Regions from separate parts of the Homo sapiens genome. Here region 2 is linked to region 1. Evidence: chromatin loops called from intact Hi-C (ENCODE). Cell type or tissue: breast epithelium. All regions are shown on one strand. Each heading gives the region's core, and the rest is flanking DNA. Links, peaks and the distances in the headings are about the cores only.

Region 1 (5,382 bases), core at 383-5,382:
CAGAAACATCTGGAAGTACACAGGTGGGTGCATGGTGTGGGGGATGTCTTTGTGATATTTTGATATAAGAAACATGTAGAGTCATGTGTCACTTCACAACGGGGTTACATTGTGATAATTGCATCGCTAGGTGATTTCGTTATTGTGTGAACATCAGAGAGTCTACTTACACGAATCTAGAGGGCACAGCCTACCACACACCTCGGCTGAACGGCCTAGCCTATTGTCTCCAAGGCTATAAACCTATTGTTACTATGCTGAATACTGTAGGCAATTATAACACAATGGTAAGGATTTATGATAGTATTATGATATTATTAGTGTTAGATATAAACATATCTAAACATACAAAAAGTACAGTAAAAATACACTATAAAAGATTTTTTTAAAAATAGTACATCTGTATAGGGCCCTTACCATGAATGAAGCCTCCAGGCCTGGAAGTTGCCCTGCATGAGGCAGGGAGTGGTGAGTGAATGCGAAGGCCTAGGACATTACTGGACACTACTGTAGACTTTATAAGCACCACACTTAGCCTATACTAAATTTATTTATAAAATAAAGTAAATGTGCAATGATGTTATGTTGGCTACGGTGTCACTAGTGATAGGAATTTTTCAGCTCCATTATAATCTTATGTGACCACTGTTCTATATGGAGCTGGTCATTGATGGAAGCATTATTAGTCAGCATTTGACTGTATTTGATCTTTGTCCCTGGTAGCACAGAACTCATAAAACTTGCAATATCTGAGTAATGGGGTAAGAGAAGCATCTTCTGTTAATCAGCATAAGCCACTTTCAACTCTACCTGAGTTTATGCCAATGAGGTGGGGGCTAGTTGTCAGAGGAACCAACCATATATTAGAGGGTTGCAATGTTCACTCCCACCCTGGAAAGGGGAGAGAGGCTGGGGATTGAGTTCATTCACTGATAGCCAGTGATTTCATCAATGGTGCCCACATAATGGAATATAATAATCATCTAGATGGCATAGCACATGATAAAACCCTACAAAAACCCTCCTCAAGGGGCTTCAGAGAACTTCCAAGTTGGTGAACACATTGAGGTGCTGGGAGGGTGTGCACCTGGATCAGGCGTGGAAAAATCCGTGCCCTTTCCCACACCCTGCCCCATGTGTCTCTTCCACGTGGCTGTTCCTGAGTTGTATTCTTTTATGACAAACCAGTCATCTAGTAAGTGAACTGTTTGACCTGAGTTCTGTGTGTGAGCCATTCTAGCAAATGACATAGTGTCAGGATTGAGTTACATTGTAGGACACCCAGCGAGTGTCTACCAAGAATAGGAAATTGCTTGGTATGGAAAAGCCCACAAGTCTGGCGTCAGAAATGTACGGTGTAGCGGGAGCAGAGGTTTTATTTTACTTTTCAAGTAGATATTTTGCCCCTCACTTGGGAAACACAAGAGCCTCATTCCTCCCCTTCTGGTCAACTGAACTACCCTCAAAGTGCTCCCCAAGGAATGCCTCAGGCGTGGCAGGCCTCAGCAAAACCAGCGGAGGGGCTCAAGTTATCTGGGTGGACTGTCTACACTGTCAATACCCAGGTTTACTCTGATACTGTAGACCTGAATCAAGAACACAAGAAAGCTGGGCGTATTGGAGGGAAAGGCCATGTAAGCCGTGTGTTTTGGCCTCCTAATTCTCAAAGGCTAAATTCTAGGGTTCCTCTCACCTGTGGTCCTGCTCATTCCAGATGTTCAGAATGTTCCTCTTGTTAGTGTCTGAGGATCTCAGAGGAGGGTGTATAATTTGGAGTCAAGCTCTACAGAAACCCAGAAGAATCTGCGTCACGTGTGGTATCAGCCAAGAGCTGAGTGGACTCTATTTCCCAAGAGCTTGGACCACATGGGGTTGTGTCAGAGATAAACAGCCTTTTGAGTCTGAACAAATGCAGCCGGCTGGTTGGTTCTTGGGGGGCTTAGATATAAGTGGAGAGGTGCACTCTGTTGGGGCAGGGGGCTCTCTTTTGGTTTTAATTAACTGGCTATGAGTACATGACAGAGGTTTACAAGTTCACGGCTGGCATCACTCGATTTCTGCCCTCAGATATTGAATCTAAGCCAGCAGTTTGGTGGTTGCTCAATAGCATCCAGAATTGCTTAAATGTAAGTCAAGGGCACTGTCGGGCTTACATTTTGGTTCTTTTAACTTTTCAAGTATTTAAGACAAAAAGCGATTGTCTTTCCAGCCCTATTGGGCATCTTCTAAGGGGCCCTGGGCGACTATTTCCCGCCCAGCTCCCTGTCCTCACACAGAGAGGGATCCTAGGGCTGCCCTGGAAAGCCGTTCTCCTGCCTCTCTGCTCTGTGTGCTTTGGAGTTTTATCAAGAAGGGGCAGATGGGAAGCTCTGCTGGATGCTGGCGTTGTGAGACACACCCCCCTGACCTTTCTTCCAGCCAAATAGCTCTGATAAGTGGGCAGACCTTGAGCCTAGAGACCCACAGACACACTTGGACGATTCCTGCAGAAATCAGTGAGGCAGTCTCCTCCCAGGGGCTTGGCGCCTGGCTCGAGGCGAGGCTGCCGGCCCGGACGCTGACTGCCCAGTGCCACAGACATGGCCAACGGGACCAACGCCTCTGCCCCATACTACAGCTATGAATACTACCTGGACTATCTGGACCTCATTCCCGTGGACGAGAAGAAGCTGAAAGCCCACAAACGTAAGTCTGAACTAGGGAAGCCGGTCAGACAGAGGCTGGGGGCCGGGGCCCAAATGACTGGGCACTCCCGGCTTTCTCTGCATTCACTTATTAACTCCGGTAGACATCATGGGAAAGCAGGAATGTGGCCAGTTCACTCATAGATATAAATGAATGGGGCTGGGAGAGAAACTGTATTTGCTAACTTCTGTAATAAGCTTGGAATTAACCTGCTAAGTCACGAAGACACTTTGGAAGCAGAATTTTTATTTTTTACTTTATTTTATTTTATTTTGGAGATAGGGTCTAGCTCTGTTGCCTAGGCTGGAGTGCAGTGGCGTGACCATAGCTCACTGCAACCTCGACTGCCCTGGGTCAAGTAATCCTCCTACCTCAGCCTCCCAAGTAACTGAGACTATGGGCACATGCTACCACGCCTGGTTAATTTTGTGTATTTTTTTATAGAGACATGTTATATTGCCCAGGCTGGTCTGGAACTCCTGGCCTCAAGTGATCCCCCAATCTCGGCTTCCCAAAGTGCTGGGATTACAGGTGTGAGCCACCGTGCCTGGCGAGAATATTCTTTTAAAGATAGATTTCTTGTTTAATTTGTTTGGGGCTCCAATAAGCTGAGCGAGTTTCCTCAAATTAAAGATTTGCCTTTTCCACTGTCTGTATTTAGATTTGGGACAGTTATTCTCTCCATCCCTAAAATGCAGATTTAATGATTTTTACTAAAATGCCAACATACGTTTAATCTTCATAGTCTCAGCAAGGACAAACCAGCATGACTTCACTTCTTTTTGCTCATCTGCCCTCGGGTTCCTTATCTCTTGGCTAACGTGGCATGTGTGGACAATCTTCTCTGAGGAGTCCAGCTACTTGATCACAATGACAAATTAGATGCGGAAGTGAGCATGAGAAACAAAACAAAAACAAAGCCTGGGAAGATTGGGTCTCAGCCCTGGAAACCCATGCGCTACCTATCCCGTAGGAAGTCTTAGCTTCCTTGGGTTTTCACTCACTATAATCACATACTGTCTGTCAAACAGTAAATGCAGGGCTGGGTGCAATTGCTCACGCCTGTAATCCCACCAACTAGAGAGGATCACTTGAGGCCAGGAGTTCGAGGCCAGCCTGGGCAACACAGTGAGATCCCATCTCCACACACACACAGAAAAAGTAAACGCAGACCAGGCATGGTGGCTCATGCCTGTAATCCCAGCACTTTGGGATTACGTCGTATGTCAGATGCGTCATGTGTCATGCATCCTATGTCAGGGGCGTCACGCGTCCTATGTCAGATGTCACACATCCTATGTCAGGGGCGTCACGCATCCTATGTCGGATGCATCACGCGTCCTGCGTCGGATGCGTCATGCGTCCTATGTCAGATGTTTCACACGTCTTATGTCAGGGGCGCCATGCGTCCTATGTCGGATGTGTCACGCATCCTATGTCACGTCATGCGTCGCATGTCAGATGCGTCACGTGTCCTATGTCAGATGTTTCACACGTCATGTCAGGGGCGTCACACGTCCTATGTCGGATATGTCACGCGTCGTATGTCAGATGCGTCACACGTCCTATGCCGGGGGCGTCACACGTCCTATGTCGGATGTGTCACGCGTCCTATGTCAGGGGCGTCATGCGTCCTATGTCGGGGCGTCATTCGTCCTATGTCAGTGTGTCGTGCGTCCTATGTCAGGGGCGTCATGCCTCCTATGTCGGATGTGTCATGCATCCTATGTCAGGGGCGTCATGTGTCCTATGTCGGATATGTCATGCGCCCTATGTCAGGGGCGTCATGCGTCCTATGTCGGGTGTCATGCATCCTATGTCGGGGCGTCATGTGTCTATGTGTCATGATATATCGTGTATGTCATATCAATGATATATCATGATTTCAAAGATGTATCATATTTCATATATCATGATATATGATATGATGATATATCGCATATGTATCAGATATATCAAATATATCATATGATATATATCATATCATATATCCATATATATCATGATATATCGTATATGATATCATATATCATATGATATATGATGGCTAATTTCTTTGTATTTTTAGTAGAGACGTGGTTTCACCGTGTTAGCCAGGATGGTCTCGATCTCCTGACCTTGTGATCCACCTGCCTCACCTTCCCAAAGTGCTGGGATTACAGGCGTGAGCCACCACGCCTGGCCCAATTAGGATGGATTGTAAAATGTTTGTGCTTATGCTCTGATGTGTGATGTGTGGGTTAGCACCATGCCCTTGGTGCTTTCTCATGATAGTGAGTGAGTTATTAGGAAATCTGGTTGTTTAAATGTGTGTGCCATCTCCTCTTTCTTCCTCTTGCTCTGGCCATGGAAAGTGCTGGCTCCCCCTTTGCCTTCTGCCATAATCGTAAGTTTCCTGAGGTCTCCCCAGAAGCAGAAGCTGCCATGCCTGTTTCCTGAGGCCCTGCCTGAATTGACTAATTACATGTTTGATCTTCATCTGTGCCCTTTTCCGAGGCTAAGCTTAGAAGAAAATCAATCTTACAGCAGCAATACAGATTATTCTAACATAGTGAGTCTCCAGATACCAGCCTAATGCTCCCTTTCAGAGAGTAGGATGGGCTGATTTCCCTTGAGTAGTGCCTGGCTTAATGCTCTATTATTTACCTCTCAGGTCAATATATCTGCTTCCCTTTAGTTATGGGTTAAGAAGAACTG
Region 2 (5,382 bases), core at 173-5,172, 59 kb after region 1:
GTTTCATCCCATTTTTCTCTGAAAGTTAGTCTTTCAACATAACATCCCCAATTGTTGAGGGAAACAAGCAAATCATTCTATGCTCTCTCAAAGACAATATAATCTGGCCAGGCATAGGGGCTCATGCCTGTAATCTCAGCACTTCAGGAGACTGAGGTGTGAGAATTGCTTGAGCTCAGGAGCTTGAGATCAGCGGAGGCAACATAGTTGAGACTCTGCCTCTACAGCAAATAGTAATTAAAAAAGTAGCCGGGTTAGTGGTGGTGCGCACACATGTGGCCCTAGCTACTCAGGAGGCTTAGTTGGGAGGATCACTTGAGCCCAGAAGGTCAAGATGGCAGTGAACCGTGATTGTAGCAGTGCACAGCAGCGTGGATGACAGAGCGAGAGCCTGTCTCAAACAAACAAAAAAGACAATATGATCCCTTCTCTCAAGGCTACTCATCGTTTATCCTCATTTCCTAAATAAAAAGAAGGGAAAAAATTTGGCTGCTACTTAGGAGCCAAAGACCTCTGGATTTTCACAAAGACCCAGGTAAATGTGTAAAACTTGACCCCTCACAGCTACTCAACCCTTAGCCTGTATGAAATTCTCCAAGGTCACGAGCCAGTCACATCATATCACTTCAAATGCAGACCTCAAGACTCACTATTCCAACAGAAGAGAAACTGGTATGAGGCAGGACTTGAATGTGCAGAAGTGACGAAATGATTTCCCTAAATGGTCTGAAAGCAGAAACTCAGAGTCTAAGAGGCCTCACGGCACAGAGCCCTGCAACAGCATGCACCAAAGGAAAGCCTGACTGTGCCAATTTCACCTATTTGCAGTCAGTGATCACGAAATCTGGCTGGGGTCAGGTTCACAACTGCACTACCTGGAAGGAAATGGCAACCTATGGAGGTCAAGACTTAGACTGCCACATTCTTTAAGCAGCTCAAGAGAGAAGGCTGTAAGTGTAGCAAGGTTATCAGCATTTCAAATAAAAGTGAAAGGTCAAACCTCTGTACCCTAAACATAGTGCATCCCCCAAGCTGTTTGTTGCAGAGCAGAAATGAGGACTAGATGTCCTACTGCTATCATAAGACCTGACATAGCTCTGGAAACATGAGTATCAAGGACAAAACAAGATAAGGAAATAAATTCCTATTCTCTTCCACTGGCTTTGATGACCCATGTGCTGTGGGTGATGGATTCTGGCAAAAAGGCTGAAAGCCCTGGATAACGCCAGAGCCTGAGAAGGAGGAAAGAGGCACTGCCTAATAAACACCAAGAAGCCAAAATTTAGTATTGAGCCTACAACAAGCTAGAAATGACCTACCTAAAAAAAAAAAAAAAAAACATTTTTCCAATGCACCAGGCTGCCTCCCAGGAATGTAGCTAAGTGTAAGACACAATAAATTAAACTGCCATAAAACCTTCTATTTTAAAACTAAAAACAATTCCAATACCTCCTGAATTCAATAACTGTTAACTAAACACTTACCATAAGGAAGATCTATACAAAATGCTTTTCAGAGTTAGAAACTGGTAGAAAATGCTCACCTTCATGATCAGAAGTTTGGTCAATGACTTCAGTTGTAAATGGCTACTGGTCACAAACATTTTCATTAGTAAGTAAAATACTGATCGTTCACCTCCAATAATTTCTGCATCTGGGCCTTCCTAGAGTTTAAACAATATTACGTATTTTTAGTATATATAATTACATATATAATTTTAATATATAGTTATATATTAGAAACATACCATGGGGCCAGGCGTGGTGGCTTACACCTGTAATCTCAGCACTTTGGGAGGCCAAAGTGGGCAGATCACCTGAGGTCACGCGTTGGAGACGAGCCTGGCCAACATGGCGAAACCCTGTCTCTACTAAAAAATACAAAAATTAGCCAGTCATAGTGGTGCATGCCTATAGTCCCAGCTACTTGGGAGGCTGAGGCAGGAGAATCACTTGAACCCAGGAGGCAGATGTTGCAGTGAGTCCAGATGACGCCACTGCACTCCAGCCTGGGCAACAGAGTGAGACTTCATCTCCAAAAACAAAAAACAAAACATAACGTAGCAGGAGCCATCACTTGCTGAACACACAGTATGCTGCCAGGTCCTTACCTCATCTCATTTTAACCACAATTTGGCAGGAAGAGTAGCAAGAGTAAGCACAGGTAGCCCTGTTCCTGTGCTGGAGCCGTCCCAGGGGCCCAGCTTACACTGACTCACTGAATCCTCCCAACACCCCTGTGAGGTGGGTACAGCTGCTACCCTATTTTACATATATGGAAACTGAGGCACTGGGAAGGCACCTGGCTGTTTACTGGGAACCAAGGCAGATGCTGTGCTGTCTGGTGGATGGTGAGCAGGAGGGACCCCAGGCTGTCTGAGTCCATCAAATGATGTCCTTGTTACTTTCATCACGATGCCAGTGCTGATAGAACGGATTGCTTATGCATAATTTATCCTCCTCAAAAGGCTTTTGGGCTTTGAACAAGTCTTCAACAAGTACATGGAGCTCCAGATCCCCAATTCAAACTCTACTGAGCCTGTGTGTCTCACTACAGCCCTTGGCAATGAGGACAACCCTGAAAATGGTGAGGTGCTGGTTAGCTTAGGCAGAGCCAGCAGATATAAGCATAAGGTGGGGCGCAGGATATAAATTCACACCAGCTCTTTCAAATTATGAGGCCTCTGTTCACTTTCCAACTAAATTATCAAGATCCCATGAGCCTAGTTGAGCTGGAGTGAAAACCAATCAGCAATGCCCGAGCCTGTCACCTCCCCAGGACTGGTGGCAATGAACTCACATCTCAGTGGAATGGTGGCAAGCAGAGCTCTAGGCAGCACCGCCTGGGTCCCATCCTGGACCCACCACTCATGGACAGGACCCTGCAGAAGGTTCTGACACACTGTGCCCAGCTGCCTTGTCTTTAAGTAACGTGAAACGAGCAGCCACATGAAGCACCCGTAACCTGCCCAGCATGCGAGTAAGTTCTCAGTAAGAATGATCCTCAGCTACGATGCAGGGAAGCCTCAGAACGGGGACTCGAGGGAGAGACACATAGTCCCAGAGGCACAGCATTCTTAAGTCTTCCTGGAAATGTCGCGTGTAGAAATGCCAACATACATTTCCATACTACTGGTTCCATATAAGATCTAAGTCATTAAAAAGTACATCAGCTCAGATTATAAGAAACACTTGGACAATGATTAATTTTGCTTGATAATGTTCCCTCCTCCTCTTTGCATAGAAATGATGCAGCATCCTGGGCTTAAGCCCAGCATAAATATATGTGGCATCCTGAGCTTCCCTTTATGATTTAACATTATGTTCTCCAAAAAGTTCTGGTAGATATTTTATTAAAGACCTAGAAAAAAATGCTGGCAATGTCTACTGATTCTTCCACCAGCCTCAACCCTCTCCTGACTTGGTTATCTATTCTCATCTCGTCTTTAATTCTTCCAGGATGAGGACAAAAGAAAAGGAATGTATTTTATTTTGTTTATTATTTAAAAATGAGAAAAATGTAAAATGTAAAACAGTTGAGATAAACAAGAAACTCCCTGGACCCAGCAATGTATCTGCAGCAAGGACATGTTAAGCACCATATTTTACAAAAGCAAGCAGGTTCCCAGGCCTCCTGGTTCATGAATCAGGACCTCTGCTGTGGGTCTCTCTAAAATGAGAACTGTTAACCTCTTCCGTCTTGCCCCGTCAGGTTCTGAGCCAATTAGCAATTCATCAGGCCAAGAAGCCACCCGGCCCAGCAGGTAAGCTTAGGGCAGAAGACTGGGAGTTCTGCTTCCTACCTGTGCCTTTAACCACAGAAACTTGCTGGCCGGCAGCTCCAGGGCCACCTTCAGCATGTGGTGCTGCAGAATGGGAGGCACCTCCTCTCGAAGGCCCTGCTCAGAGATGACACCTATGGGTGAAAAAGAGGCAGGCTGAAAAAAGTCACATGGACGTGGGTGCCCAACAATTGCTGCCCTGGCCAGAAGGACAAGGAACTCACCATGGAGAAAGAAAAAGGGTGGATGCAGGGTTCTGTTTCTCTGTCCTGTGCTCACCCTCACATGGCACATCTCGCCTGATGTACCCCCACGCCCTGGTCTGTCCAAATCTTCCAACAAAAAGCCCAAATCCCACTTGCCTGAAGAAGCCCTCCCATGCCACACAGCCCACACTGACCCCAAACAGCTGGAATCAGGCACCCACCAAGTGCCCTCCAGGGGTAGGCTCTCGCTAACATTCTCCCTGACTCCCCAGACAGCAAGCATTTTGTGGACAGAGACTGCAGCCACCTGCACCTGAGATTGGGTTCTCATCCTCTAGCCGGCTCTCTGGGCTTCTCCTTTGCTACCAAATACTAAATGGCCACATTCTAGTAAATTTCATATTTCCACAGCAAAGAGAACTTTTCACCTTCAAATGATTAAAAAGTGAATTGCAGCTTTTGAAAAGGAGTATTTCAATAGCTCATATAAATTCCAAGAATGATATTTTTGCAAGTCTTCTCCCATAGGCCCAATTATAAAGTGGATCAGACAAACTTTACCATCCAGGAAACATGACCAGACAAGCATTGTTACTTTTACAAGTTTGAACCTGACTCAGTGGGGTAAAAGATGAAGTAACTATGTCAAAAGTGTCTCTGCATAAACAGGATGTCCCTTCTGCAGGCCCCTCATTTCTGCTACACCCTCTGCAACCCTGCTCCCTTGAAAAGTGACTTTAGAGTTAACGTCACATGATCGGATTTGTGGGCCATTCATGTAGGTTGCTCAGCACTCAGAAGCTGGCTGGCTTCTTCCATTGTTCTCACTGCTACCAGGTGTTCATCTGATATTTACTTAAGGAAGACCAGCTATTTAAAAAATACTGATGCAAGTACAATTTCTCAGGCTGACGGATGAGCACGCAGCCAACCGTCCACCAGCCTTCCTGATTCTTGGCTGCAGGGCTCTGCTCTGGTTTATTGGCAGCAACAGTGGCGGCTTGTCTGCAAGACCTTGAAACCCACCTTTCAGGAGCTTGCTGAAGTCAAAGTTGTACTGCATGACCACGTGGGGGACCACCTTCTGGTAGAGGCATATGACCTGGAGCAAAACAGCTTTCAAAAGAATGGTTTCTGCATCATCTGCACAAAAAAAAGAAAAAGAAAGAAAAAGAGAAAAAAGAAAGAAAGAAAGAAAGAAAGAAAGAAAGAAAGAAAGAAAGAAAATAGCTTGAATTAGAAAACATACTGGTTCTTTGTCCTTGAGCAGCTGAACCAAGTGTGGCACCACACTGCAGCCAACTGCATGCTGTACACCGAGGCTGCAGACAGACTGCTCAGTACCTAGATCTAATGAGTCAATGTGGTAAAACGTTAAAACTGTTCAGGGGGTCT

What was found. Hi-C counts contacts between places; a loop is a spot of excess contacts. Peaks named below come from ENCODE experiments on the same cell type or tissue, not always from the same donor. Only the 100,000 strongest peaks of a DNase experiment are listed, where the experiment ranks them.
Region 2: it touches region 1 in a loop (19-fold over the local background); 3 of 110 quality-filtered maps call a loop at or near these places.

Annotation. Positions count from the first base shown.
Region 1 is chr21:32,296,393-32,301,774 of GRCh38, forward strand. MRAP (melanocortin 2 receptor accessory protein) reads left to right here and starts at 2,463. Exons shown (of 3, transcript NM_001379228.1): 1 at 2,463-2,685. The coding sequence starts at 2,580. LOC124905009 (a long non-coding RNA gene) reads right to left here and starts at 2,378. Exons shown (of 2, transcript XR_007067843.1): 1 at 1,694-2,378. In breast epithelium, for the core only: no CTCF peak of the experiment used is centred there; no DNase peak of the experiment used is centred there.
Region 2 is chr21:32,355,994-32,361,375 of GRCh38, forward strand. URB1 (URB1 ribosome biogenesis factor) reads right to left here. Exons shown (of 39, transcript NM_014825.3): 13 at 5,014-5,130; 14 at 3,803-3,915; 15 at 1,544-1,663. Among named protein-coding and RNA genes, the nearest start is that of SNORA80A, 19 kb to the right of the region's middle. In breast epithelium, for the core only: a CTCF peak has its summit at 3,978; DNase peaks (open chromatin) are centred at 2,158 and 3,862; H3K27ac peaks cover 908 bases.